Regions from separate parts of the Homo sapiens genome. Here region 2 is linked to region 1. A link is a loop called in an ENCODE intact Hi-C map of the cell type or tissue named here. Cell type or tissue: OCI-LY7. All regions are shown on one strand. Each heading gives the region's core, and the rest is flanking DNA. Links, peaks and the distances in the headings are about the cores only.

The links. A loop is a pair of places that touch in the nucleus more often than their neighbours do. Peaks named below come from ENCODE experiments on the same cell type or tissue, not always from the same donor. Only the 100,000 strongest peaks of a DNase experiment are listed, where the experiment ranks them.
Region 2: it touches region 1 in a loop (2.8-fold over the local background); 1 of 110 quality-filtered maps calls a loop at or near these places.

Annotation. Positions count from the first base shown.
Region 1 is chr12:67,756,304-67,760,312 of GRCh38, reverse strand. No RefSeq gene overlaps it. Among named protein-coding and RNA genes, the nearest start is that of LINC02421, 29 kb to the right of the region's middle. In OCI-LY7, for the core only: a CTCF peak has its summit at 1,854; a DNase peak (open chromatin) is centred at 2,002; H3K4me3 peaks cover 832 bases; H3K27ac peaks cover 1,857 bases.
Region 2 is chr12:67,450,294-67,454,302 of GRCh38, reverse strand. LOC105369812 (a long non-coding RNA gene) reads right to left here. Exons shown (of 5, transcript XR_001749186.2): 4 at 2,132-2,196. Among named protein-coding and RNA genes, the nearest start is that of LINC02420, 9.7 kb to the right of the region's middle. In OCI-LY7, for the core only: no CTCF peak of the experiment used is centred there; a DNase peak (open chromatin) is centred at 2,062; H3K27ac peaks cover 257 bases.

The DNA of each region.
Region 1 (4,009 bases), core at 631-3,130:
TTAATAAGCAAAAGAAGAAAGCTCCCAACCAAGGAGAGAGGGCCCAAAACAGGGTTGCCAACTATGAGGCTGAGTCCAGGGTATGAATGGACTGGGAAGGGGAGGAATGTGCTGACTGGTCTGCAGGCTGTTTTGGAGAAAGCACCACTTAGAAAGAGGTATCATAGTGTAAAGAACCAATTGGAGGCAAAGGCGAAGGTTTGGCTTGGGACCTTGGCCTGGGACCAATCAGAGGCTGAAGTGATGACTCAACCTATGTAAATGAAGACTTAGCCCACTGCCAATTACAGAAAGGTAGGCATATGTAAAATAGGTGAAAAGTAAGAAACCAGTAGGTGAAAATAAGTGACTAAGGCATGCCAAGGAGAGAGAAACATGTCCAAATAGGGGTAGAATTTGTTCATCTGGGTTTACCGAGTAAGTGTTTCCATTCAAGGATGCAGTCTCTTTCTTATCTGGGGCCCGCAGTTTGATTTTCAGGCTGTTCTTTGTTTGAATGAATTTTTACCAGGGACTCACCCTAACTGCCTGCCTGACTGGTTTCTTACTTTCTCCTCTCTCATTAAGAGAGTTTAGGACCCTACAAATATTTCCCAAATAACCATTTATAAAGGAATAGAGACATTGTGCATTTGCTTTTCCCCGGCTATAAGAAGGTAGTTAAGGCAAGACACTGGTACTTAGACAAAAGAGAGAGAGAAGAGGAGAAAGGGGAAGAAGAGGAGAGAGGAAAGAAGGAAAGAAAGGGTTGAGGGTGGGGAAAAGAGAGAACTATAAATTCTTTCTTAAATTTCAGCTAGGGCTAGTAAATTTTCTTTTTTTGAAAACTGAATAATTTTATTTGCAGAATTAATGGCAAGATTTTTGCTTTGTAAAAAGGGCCAGCCTACATAGATACTTAATTTATAACCTGGAACTGAGAGGCCTTTCCTGAACAACTCTATCTAAAATATTTCACCCTCTCCCATCCTTGGTCCTCCACCATAATCCACTGCCCCATGATGTGTTTCATTGTTTTCACCAGGCACTTGGCACCACCTAACATTACATGACGGTGCTTATGTGTTTGTTGATTGTTGGTCTTGCACCCAGAATACCAGCTCCATGAGGCCAGGTGTGCTGTGTGCTGGTTCACCAGCACCAGGTAGACCGTGGGCATCAAGGTTCATGTGAACAGGGGAACCCAGCAAGGCTGGACCCCTGCAGTGGTGATTTCTCCTGAAAGGCACGTGGATGGGTGGTGTTGACCAAACAGCTGTGATTACATTTTCTCTCAGGAAGTCTGAATCCAGGACACTTACTTACTCAAAGGCAATTCTCTCCAAAAATTACTTTTTTGTGAAAACCTGTTTCAGGGCTTGATTCACATGTTGTTCGTGGCAGAGAATGAAGTGTCTCTTTTCTCTTCCTTAGTGCTGTGTTTTCTTCCTATGAAAAGAAAAAAAGAAAAGACTCCAGATGGAGAGCCTCAAATTGTCGGCAGATTTGAAACTCCCCTGGAATTTGTATTGGTGATGCAGAGTTTGGTGCAGACTGACAAGTGAGTAATCTTCTATCTTATCGCTTCAATTTCAGGCTTCAGAGATGCCCAGCTCTGTTGTTCAAAGAGTTTTATTAAAAATTTGTGAGGAGGGGAAAGCAGTCTCTGTGGGCCTGTCTGATTTCATTATCTCTGACAGAGCATGCAGATGGAGCAGAGCCAGTGGAAGTCCACAGACAGCCATTCATGGTGCTGGGCTAAAGCAAAGGCCTCCGGAGCCTCCCCGCACTGATCATACATGTTCTAATCTGGTGGGATCTTAGTCCATGTTCCATTGCTTATAACAGAATGCCTAAAACTGGGTAGTTTATTTAAAAAAAAAAAATTTACTTCTTAAGTAATGAAGGCTGAGAAGTCCAAGGTCACAGGGACACATCTGGTGAGATGGGGACTTGCTGGTGGGGCCTCTCTGCAGCATCCCCAGACAGAACAGGGAACCACATAGCAAGGTTGCTCAGCATGCCGGCTCAGGTTTCACTTCCTCTTATAAAGCCAGCAGTTCCACACCTGTGATAATTCATTAATCCTTTAACCCATTAATCCAACGATGAATAGATTAATCTATTCATGAGGGCAAGCCCTCATGACCCAAACACCTCTTAAAGGCCCCATCCCTCAATACTGCCACACTGGAGATAAAGTTTCAACATGAGTTTCGGAGGGGACATTCAAACCATAGCAGGATTTCTCATACATGAATTCATGTCTGAGAAACATACATGAATCTCAATACATAACCCAGTGTATACTTCTCAGTTATTAAACTATAGCAGTCTAGTCAAAAGACACAGACCTACTAATCCCCAACCTTCAAATTGCTTCACTTAGTGCAATTTCTGCTGTTGCTCATCTCACTAGCAAAACTGCATTCTCTGATAATTTTTCCTATAAGTCCAGATTGAGCGACAAGCTGCCATCTGTTCCTCTGCCAGCTTGGATGCATAGTTGGAATCTAGCATTCCATAAAGGCATTCGGATTGCATTCAGACAATGTTTCAATCATCCTAAGTCTAGGTACAGACCTCACAGTACTCTCAAAGGCAAGGATTGGTCTGATAGCACCCACTAAAATGGAGGTCCTGGGGAGGGGGCAGACTGGCTTGCCTGTCCCATAAGAAGGAGCACTAGGTCACATGAAGGCAATTAGCCCAGCCAAACAATCTGCCCCTTCCCATACATATTGTTCTAGTTGCCAAGAGGGGTCTCCAACTTTAAGAGTGGCCATACTGAAAGATGTCCAATGGAGTTTTGTAAAGAATTGGGATGAATGAAGGGCTGGAAGGAGTGCACTGGTAATACAGAATGGGCAAGAATGCAGAATGGGCAAGTAGATAGTCAAGAGCCCCAGCCTGGCAGTCTGGATTTAAACCCTAGCTCACTCACTGGCTTCATCCTAGCCTTTCTCCACTCTCGAGAAATGGTAAGCTCAACTGAGAGCTTTATAAAAATGTCCATGTCTGGGCACAACCCCCAAAACAATTAAAATAGAATCAAATTAGAACCTCTGCTACTACCTAAAAGTTCTAGCAGAATGCATAAGGTTGCATGATTCAATATATTAAAAGTCTGGGAAAATCGGAAATGCAGAAAATGCAAAGCAAATGAAGAGGATAAGTTTCTTTGGTTCTCCTGGCCACACTCACTCTGAGAGATGGCCGTGGCATTGCTAGAACCAAAGGGTTTCCAACCAAAGAGAAAAGTAGAGCTAGGGTGACCCAGGGCAGGGAGGGCTACCTCCTGCTCAGGCCCCAGTACTCCCTAGCTGCCTTGAGGTCTTTGGATACTCCCAGACCTGTGCTCAGGCTATAAAACTACCTCATCTACCTAAGGCCAGGCAGCACTACTTTGATTCTTTGTTAAAATCCCACTGACCACCAAAGATAAAAACATCGCCACTTCCTCAATAGACCCCCTTCCATCTTATCTAAGACTTTGTTCTTGCTTAATCTAACCTATTTCCTTGCACAAGAGAAAGAGGATGGCTTTTTTTTCTTTTATGTTAGAGGCCGTATTAAACTTGGCAGTGGTATAGACTTTCATTCAAGGATTCACTGCCCTGTTACAGTGGGGTTGTGCAGGGCACTGTCCATAGAGCTATAGGTGATAGCCTTGGCCCTAAGGTCTCTGAGGTAGACACAGATTAGACAAGCATGCTACAGACACAAAGTGCAAGTGAGTGAATTAATAGCCACACACACACACACACACACACACACACACACACGCAGGAAGCCATTAGCATGGCAAAGAAAGGAACATCACAGCAATAACAAAACCAGGAGAAAACCCATTTTCTTTTTCTTTTCTTTTTCCTAAGTGAACTCAGCAAAGGTAGAGAATGACCCATTTTAACCTAGACAGTGATCAAATGGTTCGTGTAAACTGTGATTTTCACTGCTTCTTCCCCAGCCCAAGAAATAATGCTTTTCTTTGAAGAACTGATGTTGCACTCTAAATGATACATTTGGC
Region 2 (4,009 bases), core at 853-3,352, 310 kb after region 1:
GTTGATGATGATGATGGTGGTTTACTTTTTGGATTATATAGAAAGTCTCTCTCCTTCTCTGTTGTAAAAAAAAAAAAAATTGCCCATATTTTATTGTCATATTTTTACGGAAGTTAATTTTGATATGAGCTATGGACTAAATAATTTTCTGTTTTCCCCAATGCTTAGCCAGATTCTCCCACTGCAATTAATTGATTAATGCTCCCCTTATCATATACTATTACTTTCTTTTTCTGGGTCTTTCTCTTCTGCTCAGTCTATTCTGATACCAAGGCCCCTTCTTTCCTATTCCTCTTTAGAACGTTCACAGCTACATTTGCCTAAATCAAGGGCACATGTTGGATTCCCTCTGGGAGTTGCCCCAACAGACCTTTGGTAGGGGAGAGGGGCCTGCAGGGTGGGATCCAGGTGTCTCTGACACAGGTGAGAAATGCGGATCCTACAGACTGAATTTTAACTGACGCTGTGCCCTGTTCATCCCCATGTGCTGCTGAGGCTTGGTGTTGAGGGACAGCCTGGGGACTCTCTTAGGAACATTTAAACTCCAGTGTTGTTCATGTTGTTCACCAAATCACAGAAAAAGTGAGATCCTCATACTCTACCTTGTCCCTCCTCATTCTGCCGCGCCAGTCAAAATGACCTCTAAATAAGCAGAAAAGATTTGATTAGGGGCAGAGGGGATTCTAACCTGACACATCCTAAGCTATGGAAAGAGAGCCAACTCGTCTCAGTTGATAGGAAGATTTGATACTGGGACGCTCCATGAAGGTGATACTGGAGCACCATTGAGGATGTTTCACTCAGAACTGAGAGTCCTTGGGTTGCCTGTCAGGCCCAGCACAACCTTCTCCTTTTCTGCACCACATCATCTCTTGCTCACTTGGTTCCAACCACAATGGTCTCTTTGCTGTTCCTCAAACATGCTCCCACTTTAGGACATTTGCACGTGGTTTTTCCTCCAGAATGTTCCTCCCCACATACCCACATAGCTTGTTCCCATGGAAGCTTAAGGCTTTTGTTCCAATGTCACCTTGTCAGTGAGGCCATCCCTGACCACTCTATTGAAAGCTGTGCCTGGAGATCCTCAACCTTTCTTGCCTTATTTTTCTCCACAGTGCCAGTCACTGTCTGACCATCTATTTCTCCTCATTGTATTGTTGATTGTCTCTCTCCCCTAGAATGTTAGCTTCGAAGAGTCTACCTTCTGTTTGGTTTCCTGCTGTACTCTCAACACCTAGAAAAGTGCCTGGCATATATAGGACTCCACTATTGTTTGTAGATAGAAGAGAAAATGAGTGTATCCGTCAGGCAAAGTCACTTGCATGATACTTCATGATGTGTCCAGGCCTAGTAACAATAGCATGTTTTCTGAGAATGTAGGCTGACTTAAAAGACTCTGGATTTTCAAGCTAGCCTCTACAAATAAGATATCTCTAAAGTGGGGAGAAAGGCTGCTGATATGGTTTGGCTGTGTTCCCACCCAAATCTCATCTTGAATTGTAGCTCCCATAATTCCCACGTGTCATGGGAGGGACCAAGTGGGAGGTAACTGAATCATGGGGGCAGGGTTTTCCTGTGCTGTTCTCATGATAGTGAATAAGCCTCTGACGGTTTTATAAAGGGCATTTCCCCTGTACACGCTCTCTTGCCTGCTGCCATGTAAGATGTCCCTTTGCTCTCCCTTCCTCCATCTTCTGCCATGATTGTGAGGCCTCCCCAGCCATGTGGAACTGTGAGTCCATTAAACCTCTCTCCTTTATAAATTACCCAGTCTCAGTTATGTCTTTATTAGCAGCATGAGAACAGACTAATATAGCCGCATCTCTCAAAAGCGAGAACAGACATATGTCTGCGGTAACATCTTTTATCTGATGCCCTAGCTTCATTCCTGAGCTGCCACAGAGCCACTCAAAATGAAATTCAAATTCAAACCACAGTGAGATACCACCACACACCCACCAGTATGGCTACAATAAAAATGCAGAAAATACCAAGTGTGGGCGAGGATGGGGAGGAACTGAAACTCTCATACACTTTGAAAAACTATTTGGCAGTATCTTCCAAAGCTGCATGTGCATATATCATGACCCAGCATTTTCACTTCTGCATACCACCCAACAGAAACACCTACCTATGTCCAGCTGGAAGACAGGCAGGCACAACATTCACAACAGCACTGTTTGTAATGGCCAAAATCTGGAGCAAAAAATGGAGAAAAATAGTAAAATGGATTTTTTATGTGGTATATTCACACATACACTACACAATATATGAAATGCATGATCTATGACCACATGCAATGATATAGATGTATTGAACAAACATAATGTTGCACCAAAGTCAGACACAAAATTGTATAAACTATGAATTTGCTTCCATCAGTATAAGATCTATAAACAGGTAAAGCTATCCATGCTGCTAGAAATCCAGAGTGACTAGAAAGGAGGATTAAGGAAGCTTTGGGATGCTGGTAATATTCTGCTTCTTTACTGGGGTTCTGGTTACACAGGAATATTTAGTTTCTGATGATCCATCAAGTTGTACATGTACATGTGAAAATTCCTGGGTATATAAATGTTTTGAAAACTAGGTCCATGTATCAGAACCACCAATTGGAGTTGCAGGCCACACATTTGCTAAAGCTGTTTGTTACAAAAAGCTGAAACTATTCCAGGATGCACTGCTCCAGCACTTGGGGTGGAGGTGGGTGGGAGGAGGAGGTGGGGGTTGGGGAGGGAACCTTCTGACCCTGGCTGGGTCACACCTCTGAGATGCTACAAGAACGAAGAATGGTAGGGGCCAGGTGTAGATGGGAGAAGGCAGCTGGTAGACAGCCTCGGCTTTCTGAGGTATCTGAGGTCTCTGATGGCCTCAAGGCAAACACTGCCTCCTGTCAGGCTCAGAACAGTAAAGACTCTCCAGCCAGCCTTCCTGAATGCCAACAGCCACAGGACTGTGCAGGTCTAATTTCCAATCAGATATGAAGGGAAGGAGAATGATCTCTGCTGATAAACCGAGTCTGGAAACCTTGTTATAGAATGCAGTAGAAAAAAAGACAGGAGAGAGGGAAAAACATATGAAGCGGTTCTTAGGTAATTTCTAAGAAGGAAGCTGCAGCAGGAACTCTGGCTACATACCAGAGATCGCCCTCTTATTTCTTTCACTTAATAACATTAAACAGGAAAAGAAGGAATGGAAATTCAGGAACTTCAAGGTCCCACTAGGGCACTGAGGACCAGTGTAGAGGAGGACTCATCCTGCACCAGACCTATAGGCATGGATTATACCATGCCCATGGTGCCAATTAAGCTTTAAGAATCACACTTGCTAGCATTGGAGAGGTTAGGGGGTCGGGGAGAGGTGGTACCTAAAGAAGGAAAAAGACGACTATCTGTGTTAGGCCATTCTTGCATTGCTATAAAGAAATACCTGAGACTGGGTGATTTATTTAAAAAAAAAAAAAAAAAGAGGTTTAATTGGCTCACGATTCTGCAGGCTTTACAGGAAGCATGGTGCTGGCCTCTGCTCAGCTTCTAAGAGGTTTCAGGCAACTTACAATCATGATGGATGGTGAAGGGGGACCAGGCACATCATGTGGCAAAAGCAAGAGCAAGAGAGAGAGAGGGTGCGGGGAGGGGAAGTACCACATATTTCTAAACAATCAGATCTCGTGAGAACTCACTCACTATGGTAAAGATAGCACCATGCCATGAAGGATCCACCCCCATGACCCAAACACCCCCCGCCAGGCCCCACCTCCAGCACTGGGGATACAATTCAACATGAGATTTTGGCAGGGACAAGCATGCAAACTATATCACCATCTGGTAACATCCTATGGCTATGGAAGGGAAGGGAATAGGCAAAATTGGTGGTTGAATTTGGTTGACAACCAAAACTCAGTGGACAACCCCTTTTTGGTATCCCAGTGGTAGAAGCCACTTGGAGAAGGTTGGGAAGCTGAATCAGCCCAGGATCTGTGTGGTCTTCAGCCTTCCAGGAAGTAGAT